3 separate regions of the Homo sapiens genome follow, and all the other regions are linked to region 2. A link is a loop called in an ENCODE intact Hi-C map of the cell type or tissue named here. Cell type or tissue: ovary. All regions are shown on one strand.

What was found. Hi-C counts contacts between places; a loop is a spot of excess contacts. Peaks named below come from ENCODE experiments on the same cell type or tissue, not always from the same donor. Only the 100,000 strongest peaks of a DNase experiment are listed, where the experiment ranks them.
Region 1: it touches region 2 in a loop (4-fold over the local background); 14 of 110 quality-filtered maps call a loop at or near these places.
Region 3: it touches region 2 in a loop (3-fold over the local background); 63 of 110 quality-filtered maps call a loop at or near these places.

Annotation. Positions count from the first base shown.
Region 1 is chrX:153,537,566-153,542,565 of GRCh38, reverse strand. It overlaps ATP2B3 (ATPase plasma membrane Ca2+ transporting 3), which reads right to left. Exons shown (of 22, transcript NM_001001344.3): 4 at 1,010-1,207; 5 at 640-897; 6 at 118-243. Among named protein-coding and RNA genes, the nearest start is that of ATP2B3, 22 kb to the right of the region's middle. In ovary, a CTCF peak has its summit at 2,899 (motif pointing left); a DNase peak (open chromatin) is centred at 2,905.
Region 2 is chrX:153,607,786-153,612,785 of GRCh38, reverse strand. It overlaps the pseudogene MRFAP1P1. Among named protein-coding and RNA genes, the nearest start is that of CCNQ, 11 kb to the right of the region's middle. RefSeq lists a silencer at 2,698-2,807. In ovary, a CTCF peak has its summit at 2,739 (motif pointing left); DNase peaks (open chromatin) are centred at 2,275 and 2,765; H3K4me3 peaks cover 771 bases; H3K27ac peaks cover 764 bases.
Region 3 is chrX:153,665,669-153,670,668 of GRCh38, reverse strand. PNCK (pregnancy up-regulated nonubiquitous CaM kinase) reads left to right here. Exons shown (of 12, transcript NM_001366977.1): 11 at 75-219; 12 at 539-936. The coding sequence ends at 212. It also overlaps the pseudogene RN7SL687P. Among named protein-coding and RNA genes, the nearest start is that of PNCK, 5.6 kb to the left of the region's middle. RefSeq lists a silencer at 1,131-1,180 and enhancers at 2,390-2,889, 2,890-3,391. In ovary, CTCF peaks have their summits at 1,221 (motif pointing right) and 2,597 (motif pointing right); a DNase peak (open chromatin) is centred at 2,578.

The DNA of each region.
Region 1 (5,000 bases), 70 kb after region 2:
GCTGGAAGGCCCTGGTGGAGGTGGAGGCTGAGCCCAGCAGGCAGCCTGGACAGGATGCTGGGCCACACGGCTGCTGACGCCCCTTGGTGCCAGGCTGGCCCGGAGGGTGGCCCTCACCTGAGAGCAGCATGGGATCTTTGTCAGCTGACTTGCGCACGTGGTCAGACTCGCCCGTCAGGGAGCTCTCGTCGATCTTGAGGTCATTGGCCTGGATGAGCACGCCGTCGGCTGGCAGCAGGTCGCCTAGAGCACCGGGAAGCAGAGGCCTTTCTCCCCACCGCCTCCTCCCGGCTGCCCCAGGGGAGGTCCCGTCAGGTGCCATGGGCCGCCTGGGAAAGGGACTCAGGAGCCCTCCTCCTTCTGGGGAACGAGGACATTTGCATCCTTTGTAGGGGGGAAAGCCCGCCGTGGAGGCTGTGGGGACAGTTGATTCTTCGGGGGCCTGCTGTGTCTGAAACCACTCTGCCCTGCCCCGTGTTCCCCCACCTCCCCCACCCCCGCCACCTCCCGCCTCCTAAGGCAGGTGACGACACGCAGGCCACCGGGGAGAACCTGTGCTGGGGGTCTCCTCTGGCTCACCCTCCCCAGAAGCAGGAGCCGAGCTTCCTTGACAGGGTGGGTGAAGACCAGGGCACTCACCGTACTTGACCTGGGCAATGTCCCCCACCACCAGCGCAGCCACGGGGACCTGGAGGAGCTGCCCGTTCCGGATGACCGTGAACTTCTGCTCCTGCTCAATTCGGCTCTGCAGGCCTCGGAACTGCTTCTCCTTGCTCCAGTCATTGAAGGCCGTGACCAGCACCACACAGATGACGGACAGCAGGATGGCAGCCCCCTCGATCCAGCCAGCTTCGGCCTCGCCCTCATCTTCTGCGCCTCCCGACACATTCCCACAGGCTGTGCGGAGGACAGAAGGGAAGCAGTGGAGGAGACATCACCATCCTGTGACCGTCCCTCATCTCAAGCCCCATTCCTCTTCCTCCTTCCAGCCCAGGCCCCCGGGCCTTACCTTCACTCTCCTCTCCTGGCGGCGCATAGAACGAGAGGCCCAGAGAGACGATGGCAGCCACCTCCAGGATGATGAGGGTCACGTCCTGCAGGGCCTCCCACACCAGCTGCAGGAAGGTCTTGGGTTGCTTTGGGGGGATGAAGTTCTGCCCGTAGATCTGCCTGCGCTTCTCCAGGTCATTGGTGTTGTCCGCCAGGCCTGCATGGTGCCCCGGAAGCACAGAAGGGGAGGATGGGATGGGACGGGTCGGCCTTGTGTGTCCCAGGCCTCCTATGTGGCCCTGACTGACTGCTCCTGGGGTGGCAGCAGCCCTCTGGGGCCGTCTGGCCAGCGCCTGGCTCTCCCTCTAGACAGGAGCCTTTCTGCAGACTGCTGGGGGTGTGCACGTGGGAGTGAGCATGCGGCTCTCTGGCTGCTGTCATGGGGAGTCCCTAGCCATCCTCCTCCTGACACACAGATGACAAAACAGGCCAGGAGGCTCCTGGACTCCAGCGGGTCCCAGGTCCCTGTGCTTTCCTGGCCACCTCCACACTACCGCTGAGGGGGCACTGGAAGGCAGGGGACAGGACCCAACAAGGGGGCACAGAGGGGACCCAGCAGGGTATGTCCAGGTCAACAAGGGTTGCTAGGAGACAGGACAGAAGAGTATAGCCAATGGTCCCCTGGGGAGGAGAGCGAGTGTCCAGGGGACTTTAGTGGAGACATGGGGAGGGCCACCAATCAGGGGAGGCTGGGATGGCACCAGATGCCAAAGACTAGGCCAGGGCTCTGTGCCTGTCAGGAAACACCTCTCTAGCTCCCAGCCTATGAATTCCCTGAGCAGGCTTGTCACCAACACCCCCCTCCCCAGCTCTGTAAGATGGGGCCAGCCGGTCCCAAAGACTGGCAGTGTCACACAGCCCAACCTGTGGGGGCAGGGACAGCCTGCAAAGAGGGTGGGCAGGGCCCGAGGGATTGGGGCATGAGCACGGCCAGTGCCGAGGAATCAGCAGTCTCCAGGGTGCCTGTGGCTGCTGGCAACAGGGAGCGGAGGCTTACTTTCCAGAAGTTTCTCGGGGAAGAAGCAGTGGGGAGGGAGCATGAGAGCTAATGGGAGATGCAAGTTCTTGGGTCCAGAGACCCAAAGAAGAAGAACGGTGTCACGCGAGGAGAGAGAGAGGCACGGGAATGGGAGTGGGTTCCTGGTGGGGAACAGGCGGGGAGAAGCCAAACCGGAGTCACGGTGCTGAGGGAGGGGACTGGGAAGTCTTCAAGCCTTTTCTGGGCTGCATGGCCTCGCAGGGGTCGGGGAGACACTGCCCACCCTGGGCTGCTCATCAGCTGCTCTCTGCAGGGTGCAGACAAGGCCACTGAGGCCGGAGGTGGAGAGGGCCCTGTAACCATGAGTCAGAGCTCTGGCCTGTGGCCCAGGTCAGGACAGAACCTACGCTGCCCGACAGGACCCGGTGAGCACAGGGCCCTCAGGACCCAGCAGCCTTGGTTCTAATGCAACTCCAGCACCAACTTTGATCCCTCAGCCAGGGCTCACAGCTTGTCTACATGGCGACTTGAATGACACCCAAAGCCACTCAGAAGCCCCCAAATTGGCTTTGCCTTCACAATCAGAGCCACCTGTCCCTATCCAATTCTGTCACTTGTCATCCTTGAGGACGCTTACTTCTCAGTCTTCCTTGGCCTGAAGGTACTGGAAGCTTACGTGCGTGACTGGCATCCGGGCCTGGACACCCACTCAGCCACCTTCTACCGGGGCAGGCATGTGGGATGACACCCTCCTCTGGCCCCACCCTTGGCCCCAGGATTCTCAGCCCCGGCTGATCCCGAGGAGCCCTCCCGGGCGCTCACCCGGCGCCCAGTGCTGTCGCGGCCGTGACCAGACCCACACTGACACCTGGTGGACAGACAGCAGCTTGCAGCTCCCAGCCCTGGGCAGCTGGGCTCACGCCTGCCATCTGCTGCAGGGACGGGATGACCAGAGAGCCCAGCCCCAGCCCATGGGGCACTCACAGTGGGTCTGGGAAGGCACACAAGACCCTCCAGATGACTGGAGAACAGGCGCATGCTAACCTTGGGGCTTCTGAGGAGGGGCAGGGGTAGCCCTGGCCGCAGTGGAACAGAAGCTGCCGCCCGCACAACCGTGGCTCATTCACCCCAGCTAGGCGACGGCCACATGGCGTCCTCCCCACCCAGAAGAGCCGCAGCTGTCCGTGCCTCTCTGCCCCTGGCTCAGGTTTCTTCAGGAGCCAAAGGCCTCTTGCTGAGGCCCGAGCCTGCCCCAATCGGGAGCCTGGGGTTAACGCACGACCTCAGCTCCTGGGTGGTGGGGAGGGGGCTGGGGACCAGGGACCCAACTGAGGGGTGTGCACCTCGCTCTGGACTGGGACTGTCTCCTGGAATTACAGGAGCTAAGCCAGGTGGGGACAGTACTAGGGAGTACAAGACCCCCCAAGTGACTTAAGAAGAAGCACGTGCTAACCGTGGGGCTTCTGCGGAGGGAGAGGAGCAGGGGAGGGCTCCCCAGACACCTGGGGTCTCCACTGCCCTTAGCCTGGAGCCTCCATGCGAGTCTCTCTCCTGCCTGCCCCTCCTCACATGCCCAGTTTGTCCCTGAGAGCAGCCGGGACCCCTGGCCCATTCCCCAGGAGCTCCCTCGCCCTCGCCAGCCTCTCCCTTGGCCTTGACCTGCCCTTGCAGCTGTAGCCTTGCTCGTTTCTCCTTAGCCTTCCTGTGGGCTCGGGGTCCCGACGGCTGCCCCACTGCAGCACCCATTGACGGGGAGGAGGAACACAGCTGCGGCCCCTCTGGCTCTGAGCACATGCTTCCCCAGCAGGCCCGAGGGCAGTCCAGGTCCAGGGCATGGGGGCAGGGGCTGGCCGGTTGGCATGGACACAGATGGGCGGCCTGCCCGGAGCAGAGGCCAGATGCCATCAGAATTGGATTAGGAGCATCTCGTGTCGGCTCCCAGCGAATCCGCCCCCTCCTTTCCAGAACTGCCTGTGGAGCCCAGAGGGGCACTGGGCGGGGCCAGGTTCCCGGGCGAACCCACCTCTGAGTTCAGCCTGAGACCCAGGTTTCCTGACAACAGCAGCGCGGTTTCCAGGATGGGTTCTGGAATCCTCTTGGAGTGCTCCCAAGACAGGGAGGGCAGTGGATTGATGAGTGTACCGCCAGAAGATAAAGTCCCCTTCCCGCAATGCACTATGCGCCATAAAGCACCTGCCCCACGGGGGAGTGCCTGCCTCCTGGGCAGCCCCACGTCTGCCCACCTTGTCAGGGGATTGGCATGGGGCTTGGGGCACAACAAAGCCAGCTGCCCCCGTGGCTCAGGCCCTTGTGTCTGAGGAGGACTGAGGGGCAGGCAGGTCTGAGCACCAGGGTCCGGGTGCACGGCCGGGCTAGGGGATGCGGGGAGCGAGTCACCCGCTCCTGGCACCCAGACAGCTCAAGCCCGACAGCTCCAGCCCGAGGACCTTGAGGGTTGAAGAGGGGAGGGGCCGGTCCTCTGCTGCTCATTCTGTGGGCAGCAGATCCAGGCCTGGCCGGCTCCCTGCACTGTGGCCTTGGGGACCCAGGTGCTTGGAAGCCCGTCAGAGGCCAAGCCACCCACCTGTGCACCTGCCCTTCTCCGTGCCCCTGCCTCCACAGGCACGCAAGAGCTCCTGAGCTCCATGGCAGAATCGGGCAGGTTCCCAGGGGCCTTGACATTTTAAATATTTAACAAGGCCTGGCAGACAGGGGAAGAGCAGACAGCTGAGGCCCATCTGCTTCCTTTGATCTGGGAGAGGCCAGAGCTCTTGTGGATAAATGGCCCTCCACAGCCTCCTCGGGGGCTGGGCAAGGAGGAGGGAAGGCAAGAGATGCTCGGGAGCAGAGCCAAGGCATCAGCCCCAGCAGCAGCTGCACCGTGAGGGCGTGTGCGGCGGCGAGGCCGGGTGTCACGGGCGCATCAGCTCCAGGGCACAAAGCTAGGGAGACCCAGGCAGACCCTGGAGTT
Region 2 (5,000 bases):
TCGGGTTAGGGGCTACTTCCTCTCCTGGGGGCTCTTTTTCTTCTCCTTTCTTCTAAAGTAGATGATCTGGTTGCCAGAGCCTTTTGCACAGGGTTGCCCATTTGCCCTTGGGCTGGCGTTGCCCCCTCTGGCTCCAGGCGATTGCTCCCTGTGCCCGCAGCTGTCGTGCCCGGCTCTGTGAGGGGAAGAGGGAAGCGAGGCAGTGTGGCCCCACACTTGGCTGCACTGTGTGTTTCACTATGTTTAATGCACAAAGAAAAACTGCATCAGGACACACAAAATCAGTCCAAAATATCTTTTTTTTTTTTTTTTTTCCTTAGACGAAGTCTCACTCTGTCCCCCAGGCTGGAGTGCAGTGGTGTGATCTCAGCTCACTGCAACCTCCGCCTCCCGGGTTCAAGCAATTCTCCTGCCTCAGCCTCCTAGAGTAGCTAGGATTACAGGCGTGTGCAACCACGCCCGGCTAATTTTTTGTATTTTTAGTAGAGACGGGGTTTCACCATGTTGGCCAGGCTGCTTTCAAACTCCTGACCTCGTGATCCCCGCCGCCTTGGCCTCCCAAAGTGCTGGGATTACAGGCATGAGCCACTGTGCACGGCCAGTCCAAAATATCTTAATAAAGTATGCTTATTTCTAGGAGAAAACGATCTTAGGAAAAGGTCTTTATCCAAAAGGACAAGAATTCTCTTGGTTTCCTCAGCTCAGGGGAGAGGCCTGAGTAGAGAAAACAGAAAGGACAAGGGCAAGATGCCCCAAAGGGGTAAGTGCCCTCCTGGCTCGTCTTGGCCTCTGGCCCCGGCAAGAATCACACACTTCCCTCAGGAGACCAGCCTTACTCACTCCCACAGAAGCCCGGACGGAAGCAGGCTGCCCTTAGGGGAATGCTGTGTTTTTAATCCATAAAATGCCAAAAAGCTGGGAGAAAATAAGGCCCTGCCAGAGCTGTGGACACAGCCCGCAGTCCCCGGAGGCTGTGGGGAGAGCTGGGTACGTCCCCCTGGGGATGGGGGGCACGCTGTATTCCTGAGGAGGCACCTGCCTGTCTGCCTGCTGAGGTTTCTGAAGGCAGGACATTTGCTGAGCCTGGCAGGACTGAAGGCACTCTTACCCCAGCTGCCTTCTGCCCTGGGGGCACAAGGTGTGGGGGCCAGAGGTCTGAGGGGGTCCGGTAGACGCTGGTGGGGCCCAGAGAGGACAGCGCTTCCCAATCCCAGAGGGTCTTTAGCCTCAGCAAGGAAGGGGCTGAGCCTGCCCTCAGAAAAGGGCGACCCCATTGGCAGGCATCAAAAAGCCCAGGCAAAGATGGGGCCCCTCTCACCCCCTCACCCTGGCACAAGTTCTGCCTGCCCCGGCCCGGGGGGGTGGGGGGTGGGAAGGGAGGGAAGGGAGGTCAGGTCACCTCCTCTCCATTCCAGTCCATTCCAGCCCCAAGGATGGGGAGGGGAGGCCCATGGGATGTGAGTCTGGGCTGAATTTTAATAACTGAAAAGGACCAGAAAAGTTAATGATCGGGGTGGGGGAGGTGTCAGAACACAGTGACTGGCGTAAACAAGCCCTGTCATGAGTTCCACCAACAGGAATGGTCTGGAATGGCCGGCACAGCCCCAGGAAGTGCTGGAGGGGCTGCAGACCCAGGTGTGATCACCCCGCTAGGCTGTGTTGCCCAAGCTGGGGCCAGGCCTCCAGGGCGCCTCCTCACCCTGTCCCCTCCAGATGGGGCAGAGCAGGGAGCAGCCGAGCAAGGACATGCGTTTGAGGACAAGTGGGCAGTACAGACATTTCCCACTCACTGAGGCTAGGAGGCTGGGCTGGGAGCGCCCCGGGGTGAACAGAAAGCACTGGGCTGTGAGGGAGTCCTTGAGCAGACTGGGTCCAACAGGAAGGCTGCAGCGGTGGAACCCCGAGCTCAGCCCTGCTAGTGATTTTCTAGGCTCTGTTGTGCTGTGCCAGCTCCGGACCTGTCAGGAAGCCACCCTTTGCTCTTTCTCTGGCCAGAAGAGAAGAAGGCTCTCCAGTCCTGATGGCCTAGGTCCAGCGCCCAGGCCAAGGGCGCCCCCACAGACAGGTGCTGACTCTAGCATTTGTCCATCTGGCCCGCGTAGCCGCCCTCCGGTGTCTTTAGATCCGTGGCCTTTTCTCCGTGGTGGGCGGGTCTCCAGGGCAGTCTGTCCCCTTCCTCGCGTGGCGGCCTGCTGCACACCAGCGGCAGCAGCATCCCGTCGCGGCAAATGGCTGCCGCGCAACAGGCTGCCTGGTGGCTGAGCGGAAACCATGGCAACGGGAAGCAGGGAGGATATTCCCGTCACCCTCTGGAAAGGGCAGCCTATTTCTGGGACCCGAGCCCAGTTCTTCACTAGTTGTGTATTTTGCTGTGAATTTCGATGCTGGAGACACGGCGTGGAGGGTGCGGGGCTGAGGCAGGGAGGGGGAGTGACCGCCCCCCGCCGCAACCCCGGGCCCGGAGGAGACCCAGCTCCGAGCTCAGCCCCGCCGGATCAGACCCCTCTCCAGCCACACCAGGGGAGGGCGGGCGCTTTGGGGGGCACTGGGGCGGGGTCTGCTTCCCAGTCCTCAACAGAGGGGACCTTTTGGAGCGCCTTGGCCGGGGACTGCCTGGGGCTCCCAGCAGCAGGGGGATGGGGTGGGGGTGGCGAGCTTAGTTCGCCGGACTCAGCGTCAAGCGAGCCCCCGCCGTGCGTGCACACGCGCTCGCGCACCTCCCCGCACGCGCACGCTGGAGCGGTGTGGCTTTTGGTGTAGACGGCTCTGCCCCCTAGCGGCAGCTGCGGTCAGCATGCGGGGCTCCTTCCAGGGAGGGCTTCGGAGAGGAAGGAGAAGGGGTCCAGGGAGGGAATCGCAGGCTGGGCTTGGGGCGGAAGATCCCAGGAGGGGCTCGCGGCGGCCCGCTGCCCCGGCAGCTCCTTTTCACCCGCCACCCTCGTCCTGGGTGACCTCAGTCCCTCTTATGCCTGTCCAGACCTTTCCCTTAGGGGACAACCCCCAGGAAGACATAGGCCCCTCAAACTCCACATGTCACAATGGAGCGCTTCTGCTTCCCACACCCGTTCCTCATCTCGGAGACTGGCACCTTCACCCACCTGGTTGGCCCAGACTTGGGAGAGCTCCTTGATATCTCCTCTTCCTCCTCCCCAACATCCACCTCCTCACTGATCCTGGGGATTCTCCATCCCAAATAGCTTTGAAATAATCCACTTCTGGTAGGCAGAATTTCGGCCCCCATGACCTTCATCCCCGTGTCACGCCCGTGAGTATGTTACATTACATGGCCAAAGGGACTTTGCCGATGTGATTTGGGCTACTCATCAGTTGACCTTAACATAGGGAGAGGAGCTCATACAAGCAGAGCTTCACTGGCCAAGGCCAGAAGCCGAAGTCAGAAAGATGCAGAGATGATGGGAAGAGCTCTTGGCATCATTGATGGCGGGAAGGTGAAACTAGGGCCTATAGCTCCAAGGAACTGAATTCTGCCAACACCTGAATGAGCCCAGTCCACCTGACACCTTCTTTTGTTGGTTTGTCTTTATTTTGAGTTGTGATAGATTCACAGGAAGTTCTAAAGACAGTGCAGGGAGGTCCCATGTACCCTTCACCCAGTTTCCCCATTTAAAGTATACATGCCAGGCATGGTGCCTCATGCCTGTAATCCCAGCACTTTGAGAGGCCATGATGGGTGGGTCACTTGAGTCCAGGAGTTCGAGACCTGGCAAACTGCCTTTACAAAAAAAATTTTAAAGTGTACAATGCAATACTTTAAAAAATATTCATAGAGTTATGTCACCATCACCACGATCTCATTCCAGAACGTTTTCATCATCCCCACCAGGAACCCTGTATCAACTAAGCACTAACTCCTCATTCTCCTCTCCCCCTAAGTCCTGGCAACCATTCGTCTTCCTTTCTATGGATTTGCCTGTTCCAATCTGTCATAGAAATGGACTCATATAATTTTGTGGCCTTTTGTATCTGGCTTCTTTGGCTTGGCATAATGTTTCCAAGGTTCACCAACACTGCAGCATGGACCAGTGTTTCATTGCTTTTGGGGGCTGAATAATGTTCCGTTGCCTGGATATGCCACATTTTGTTTATTCATCTATTGATGGACATTTGAGTTGTTTCTGCTTTTTGGCTATTATGAATAAATCTGCTATGAACATTCGTGCACATGATCTGGTGTGGGCATATGCTTTCAGTTCTCTTGGCTGTATAGCTAGGAGTGAAATTGCTAGGTCACATGGTTACTCTATGTTTAACCTTTGGAGGAACTGCCAGACTGTTTTCCCAAATGGCTATAACCATTGAACATCTTACTAGCAATGTATGAGGGTTCTGATTTCTCCACATCCTCTCCAAACAGACACTTGTTATTTTCCATTTTAATTTTATTATAGTCATCCTAACACGTGTGAATTTTATCTTATTCAAGTTTTTTTTTTTCTTTTTTGAGACAGAGCCTCACTCTGTCGCCCAGGCTGGAGTGCAGTGGCACAATCTCAGCTCACTGCAACCTCTGCCTCCCGGGTTCAAGTGATTCTCCTGCTTCAGCCTCCTGAATAGCTAGGATTACAGGCACCCACCACCACGTCCGGCTAATTTTTGTATTTTTGGGAGACACGGGGTTTCACCATGTTGGCCAGGCTGGTGTTGAACTCCTGACCTAAGGTGATCCACCTGCCTCAGCCTCCCAAAGTGCTCGGATTACAGGCATGAGCCACTGTGCCCAGCCTCATTCTAGTTTTGATTTGCATTTTCTAGTGATCTGCATCACTAATGACTAGTGATGTTGACCATTTTTTCATGTCCTCATGGCACATTGTATATAGTCTTTTGAGAAATGTCCATTTAGATTCTTTACCCAACTTTTTTTTCTTTTCAAGCAAATGAATACTTTGATTAACATGGTAAGTTTTAAAAAAAACATGGTAGGGTTTTGACCTCAAATATTTATCAGGTCTGCTACTTAAATGAACTTATAGCTGGAC
Region 3 (5,000 bases), 58 kb before region 2:
ACCACTGCAGTCCTCACAGTCTAGGGGCTGGGGCCTGGGCCCAGGCCTGGCCTGATCTCCCTCTCTTCTGGCAGCGAGCCTTCAATGCCACCTCGTTCCTGCGCCACATCCGGAAGCTGGGGCAGATCCCAGAGGGCGAGGGGGCCTCTGAGCAGGGCATGGCCCGCCACAGCCACTCAGGCCTCCGTGCTGGCCAGCCCCCCAAGTGGTGATGCCCAGGTGTGTTTGGGTGGACCCTGCACGCCCAGGAGCTGGCTCCTTGGAGAGCTTAGAGGGTGGTGGCGCTCCATGTGGCCAAGAGCTAAGTGGGGTGGCCCCCACAGGCCAGAGGACTGAAGGCAGAGAGCAGAGGGAGGAGCCAGGGCCCCAGGAGAGGTGGAAGGACAGGGAGGGCCAGTGGGTGCTTGACATTGGGCAAGGGGGTGCAGGGGGAGAGGGCCTCTAAGAAGTCCGGGATTTGACCGAGGCGGGGGGTGGGGGCACAGGGCTGGCAGGCCGGCTCCTGACTACCCCCTTTCCCTCTGCTTCTCCCTCTCAGGCAGATGCCGAGGCCAAGTGGACTGACCCCCAGATTTCCTTCCCTTGGATGCTTTCGGTCCCCTCCCCCAACCCCTCCCCCTGGGGCTGGCCTCTGCTGGATTTTGAGATTTGAGGGTGTGGCGCATGGCGCTGGGGTTGGAATGGGGCACCCCCAAGTCTGTCCCCAGGCTCTGCCCTGCCTGGGGGCAGTGGCTCCCCTCCCCTGTTGCCTCTCCCGCCCCTGCCCCCCCCGCCCCGCCAAAAGCCGAGGGGGTGCTGGCAGGCGGGCCTCAGGGGCTGTCTTTCCTGCACGGCTGTTGTGTGCTTCGCTGAGTGTGGGTGGTCCTGCTTGTGTCATGGTCATGGCCTTCCAGCCCCCTCCAGTTTTCCCCAAACCAATAAAGAAAGATACAGCAATGGGCCAGTGGTGACCTGGGGGTGCGGCGAGTGTGGAGGGGACCTGGTCACTTGTGGGAAGGAAACCAATGAGAGCCTGCCACACGGCTTCGCCCACTGCCACCTGAACCTCTGCTTCCCCAGACAAGTTTCCAACTGTCCAAAAACTTCCTGTCCCCTCCCCCCAAAGCACCAACAAGTGGCAGCGTGGCCGGGCAGCTCTGCCACCCCAGAGGTGTAACTGCCCAGCCTTGGGGTCCTGGGACAAAGTGGAGGCAGCGCACGCCTGCTGGGCTGCCAGCAGGGGGCGCAGTCAGGAGGCTGAGTGCTGGCTCCAGACCCCCAGGGATGTGCTCCAGTGCCCCTGCCATGCAGGGCCGGGCCTGGGGTGCCTCAGCCAGGTGCCTGGGACTGGGAAGGGCTCACAGGTGCATGGAGGGCGACCAGAGCCCAGGACTGTCACCTTCCATCCCTCCCTCCCTTCCCTTTCTTGATGGCCAGAGGCCATCTTGTCGAGCAGAAGAGTAGGGGACCCCAGGGTCAGGGGGTGAGAGGAGCTCCTTGTCCAGGAGAGGGCGACACAGGGCCCTCTTCCCCTCTGCTGTGCGGGGGCTTTGGAACCCTCAGGCTCCAGGCTGGGGTAGACCTGGGCTGGCAGCTGGGGCTCTGGGAGCAGTGGCAGCTTGGCGGTGGCTTCTGAAGTGGAGAGCCGTGGCCTGTCCTCTGGTCTGAGTGGCCCCAGCCCCACCAACCTCCATTTTGGAGGGGCCAGGGCTCCAGAGCCCTGCCTTGCTGGGTCCCAAAGCTCTGCTGGCCCCTCTAGGCCTTTCTCTTGGGCCCATCAGGGGAAGACCCCTAGAGCCACTTCTTGGCCCCAGCGAGAGTTCCAGGCAAGCTGGCCACCCCTCCCTCCACTCTGAGACCCTTGCTCCCTGCCAGCCCTCAGAGTGTAAGCCTGATGACCCATGGCTTGACTGGCGAGAATGGTAGAGAAGATCACTCTCCTTGTTGAACTTTGGGCCCCAAAGGGAGGCGGTGAGGCTCAAACCAAGGCTGGCCTGGGTCTTGTGGGTGAAGGCTGGAGTGGGGTTCAGGGTTGGAGCCAGGGGACCTGGCTTCCACCAGGGAGAGCAGGCTGGAGGTGGGTGGGCAGCCTCCTCCTCCATCCCCACAGCCGCTCCCAGGCCATCCTTCGCTCCAGGCTTTGGGCCCCACAGGGGACCTCAGTCAGCCAGTACCACGGCTTCCTCGCCTCCAAGACCTGTCCCACCTGCCCTCACCCCTACGTGGGGCCTTGTTGCCTGTGGGCACCCCTGCTGTGGGCCCCCCTTCCCATCTTCTCTGTTGTTCACACTGGACTCCCACGATACCTACTTGCTGTTGTTTTGGTCAGATGTTGACTGAGCCTCTACTCTGGGCCAGGTGCTGGGCACTGACCTGGGCCTATCAGAAGAGGCGCCTGCCCTCCAGGAGGACGCCCTCTATTGGAGGGGTGGTTTTACGGGGATGATAAAAATGATCTTTGTGGGTCTGGGAGCAATGAGCAGGAGTGCCAGAGCCAGCCTTACAGAAGAAACCGGCACTCGCTCAGAACAGCCAGCTCTTCCAGTCCAGGCACGTGGCCAGATCGCTTCGGCTTGGAGCTTAAGCCAGCTCTGGGCTGCCTTGACACAGGGTGCAATATGGCCTCCCGTCAGCAGGGGGAGCCACGGCCCCATCTTTAGACGTCCATTAGCCTCCCTAGTTCCTTCAGCACCCTGGGCAGCCTCTCAAATCCATTCCTCTCCGCGACTGCCCCTACCCCACACCCTGCAAATCCTGCCTTGGGGAAGTCCAACCTTGGGGGAGAGGTCCTGCCCATCTGTGATAGGGGCGAGAGGGGGAACCCCCAGGTCAAGCAGAGGCGGCACCCCTCCTTCATCCCTCCGAGACCGCATATGAGGAAGGCAGTTTGGGTCACCTAGGCAGTGGGATGGCAGCCTGGGAGAGAGAAAGGACTGGTTTAGCCAAAGGCAAAAGGTGGTGTGTGTGTGTGAAGTGATGGCAAGGGAGCTGTGCTGGACACTGTGAGGGCTTCTCAGGCTCAGGGCTGGTGCTGAGGCTGGCAGCAAGAGGAACGGGCCAGACCAAGCCTGGCAGGGGAAGGAGCTGGAGCTGTAGTCTAGGAGCAGTGGGGAGCCATCGAAGGGGTTTGTAGCCAGAGAGCATCCTTGCCCAGTGTGGGTTAGGTGCTGAGCCGGGGCCGGCTGCTAGGAATTGGGGTGTCTGGAACCAGACCAGAATTGAGGGTCAGGGGAACCCTGGTGGGCATCACAAAAGGAAGCTGTCTCTGCTGTTCTGGGCCACACAGGGTGGGTCACGTGCTCTATCTTGAAGCAAACCTGTGGGTAGCGGAGTTTCAAGGGAAGCTCAACCTGTGGGTCCACCCTAGGGACAGGGAGACACGGAGGTGGTCCTAGGAGCTCTTTGGGAGTCATGTGGACAGGTCTTGGTGATGGGTTGCAGGTGGGGAATGAAGCGGGGGGATCCAGGTAGATCATGTTTCTGGCAGCAGAACATTCATCAAGAAGAGTTCAACGGGCATTACTTTGGGGGAGGAGTAATGAGATTGATTCTGGATGTGGTGAGTTCGAGGTGCCTGACGGGCATGAAAGTAGACTTACTTTTCACCCTTCTCTTTGCAAATATGTATCTAGCATTGTATCTGGTATTTCTGGAAGGCTTATTCCTTTTAATAAAAAGAACACTGATCCCTCGAGCCCAGGAGTTCGAGACTAGCCTGGGTAAGATGGCGAGAACCCACCTTTACAAAAAAAAAAAAAAAAAAAAAGCATGCTAGTAACGACTCTTTATTGAAGAGCTTTCCATGTATTAACTTGAACCTCACCTGTGAGATAGCTGCTATCATGATCATCATCCCCACTTCACATATGGAGAAACTGAGGCATACAGAGGCTAAGTGAGCCAAAGCCATACAGCTTGTGGCACAGTGAGGATTTGAACCCACACTCTGCCACTGCATCCTCTTGCTTGCATCCATGCAAGCGAGGTCTTGCTTGGGACATGATTGTGTGGGGAATTGAAGAAAACAAGGCGGCATTCTTTCCCCACTTCTCTTTGTGAATGCAAACTCTGTGTGTCTGAAGGAAAGAGAACCCTGGGCTGGGGGAACCCACGCTGGATTTGAGTTGGGGTCTTGCAGATGGTTTGTGTTGCCATTTTTTTTTTTTTTTTTACGAGATGAGGTCTCACTGTGTTGCCCAGGCTGGAGTGCAGTGGCTATTCACTTCACAAGTGTGATCCTACTACTGATCAGCACACGAGTTTTGACCTACTCCGTTTCCGACCTGGGCTGTTTCACCCCTCCGCAGGCAACCTAGTGGTCCTCTGCTCCCAGAATATTGATGCTGAACTTAGTACGGACACCTGATGGACATAGCACACTACAGCCCAGAACTCCTGGGCTCAAGTCATCCCCAACCTCCCGAGTAGCTAGGACTACAGGTGTGAGCCACCATGCCACCTGGCTTGTGTTGCCTTTAAGCTCCTCTGTGCCTCAATTTTATGTCCTGTTAAGTGGGAACCAGGGAGGTCTTTGCACAGTGGTGGAAATGGGGCATGGGAGCTGGGCCCTACAAAGATCCCTTTGGAGTTCGGTGTGAGCGATGGCCTGGAAGTGGGGCAGGGCAGGGCTGGTGGCTGGGAGACAAGCCTGAACCATGTGGAGAACAAGGCAAGAGATGTGGGACTACTGGAAAGATGGAGCTTGGTCATCGACTCAATGGGGGTGGTGGGGGGGTTGTGAGGGAGTTGAGGATGCTGCCAGGGAACCCGGGAGAGCAACAGGTCTGTTGAAGAGACGAAGTGACCAAGTCGGGCCCCCTGGCCAGGCGGTGGCTGAGTTGGCACTATAAGCCACATGTTTCTTCCTGCCAGGCACTGTCTGGGCATGTGGCAACCATGTTCTCCACCCCACCCCAGCTTCATCCACGGATCCCTATCACTAGCCCCAACACCAGGTGGGCAAGATAAGAAGTATGGAATGTTTCAGAAATAACAAAGAATCCCGTCTGGTTGAGGGAGGT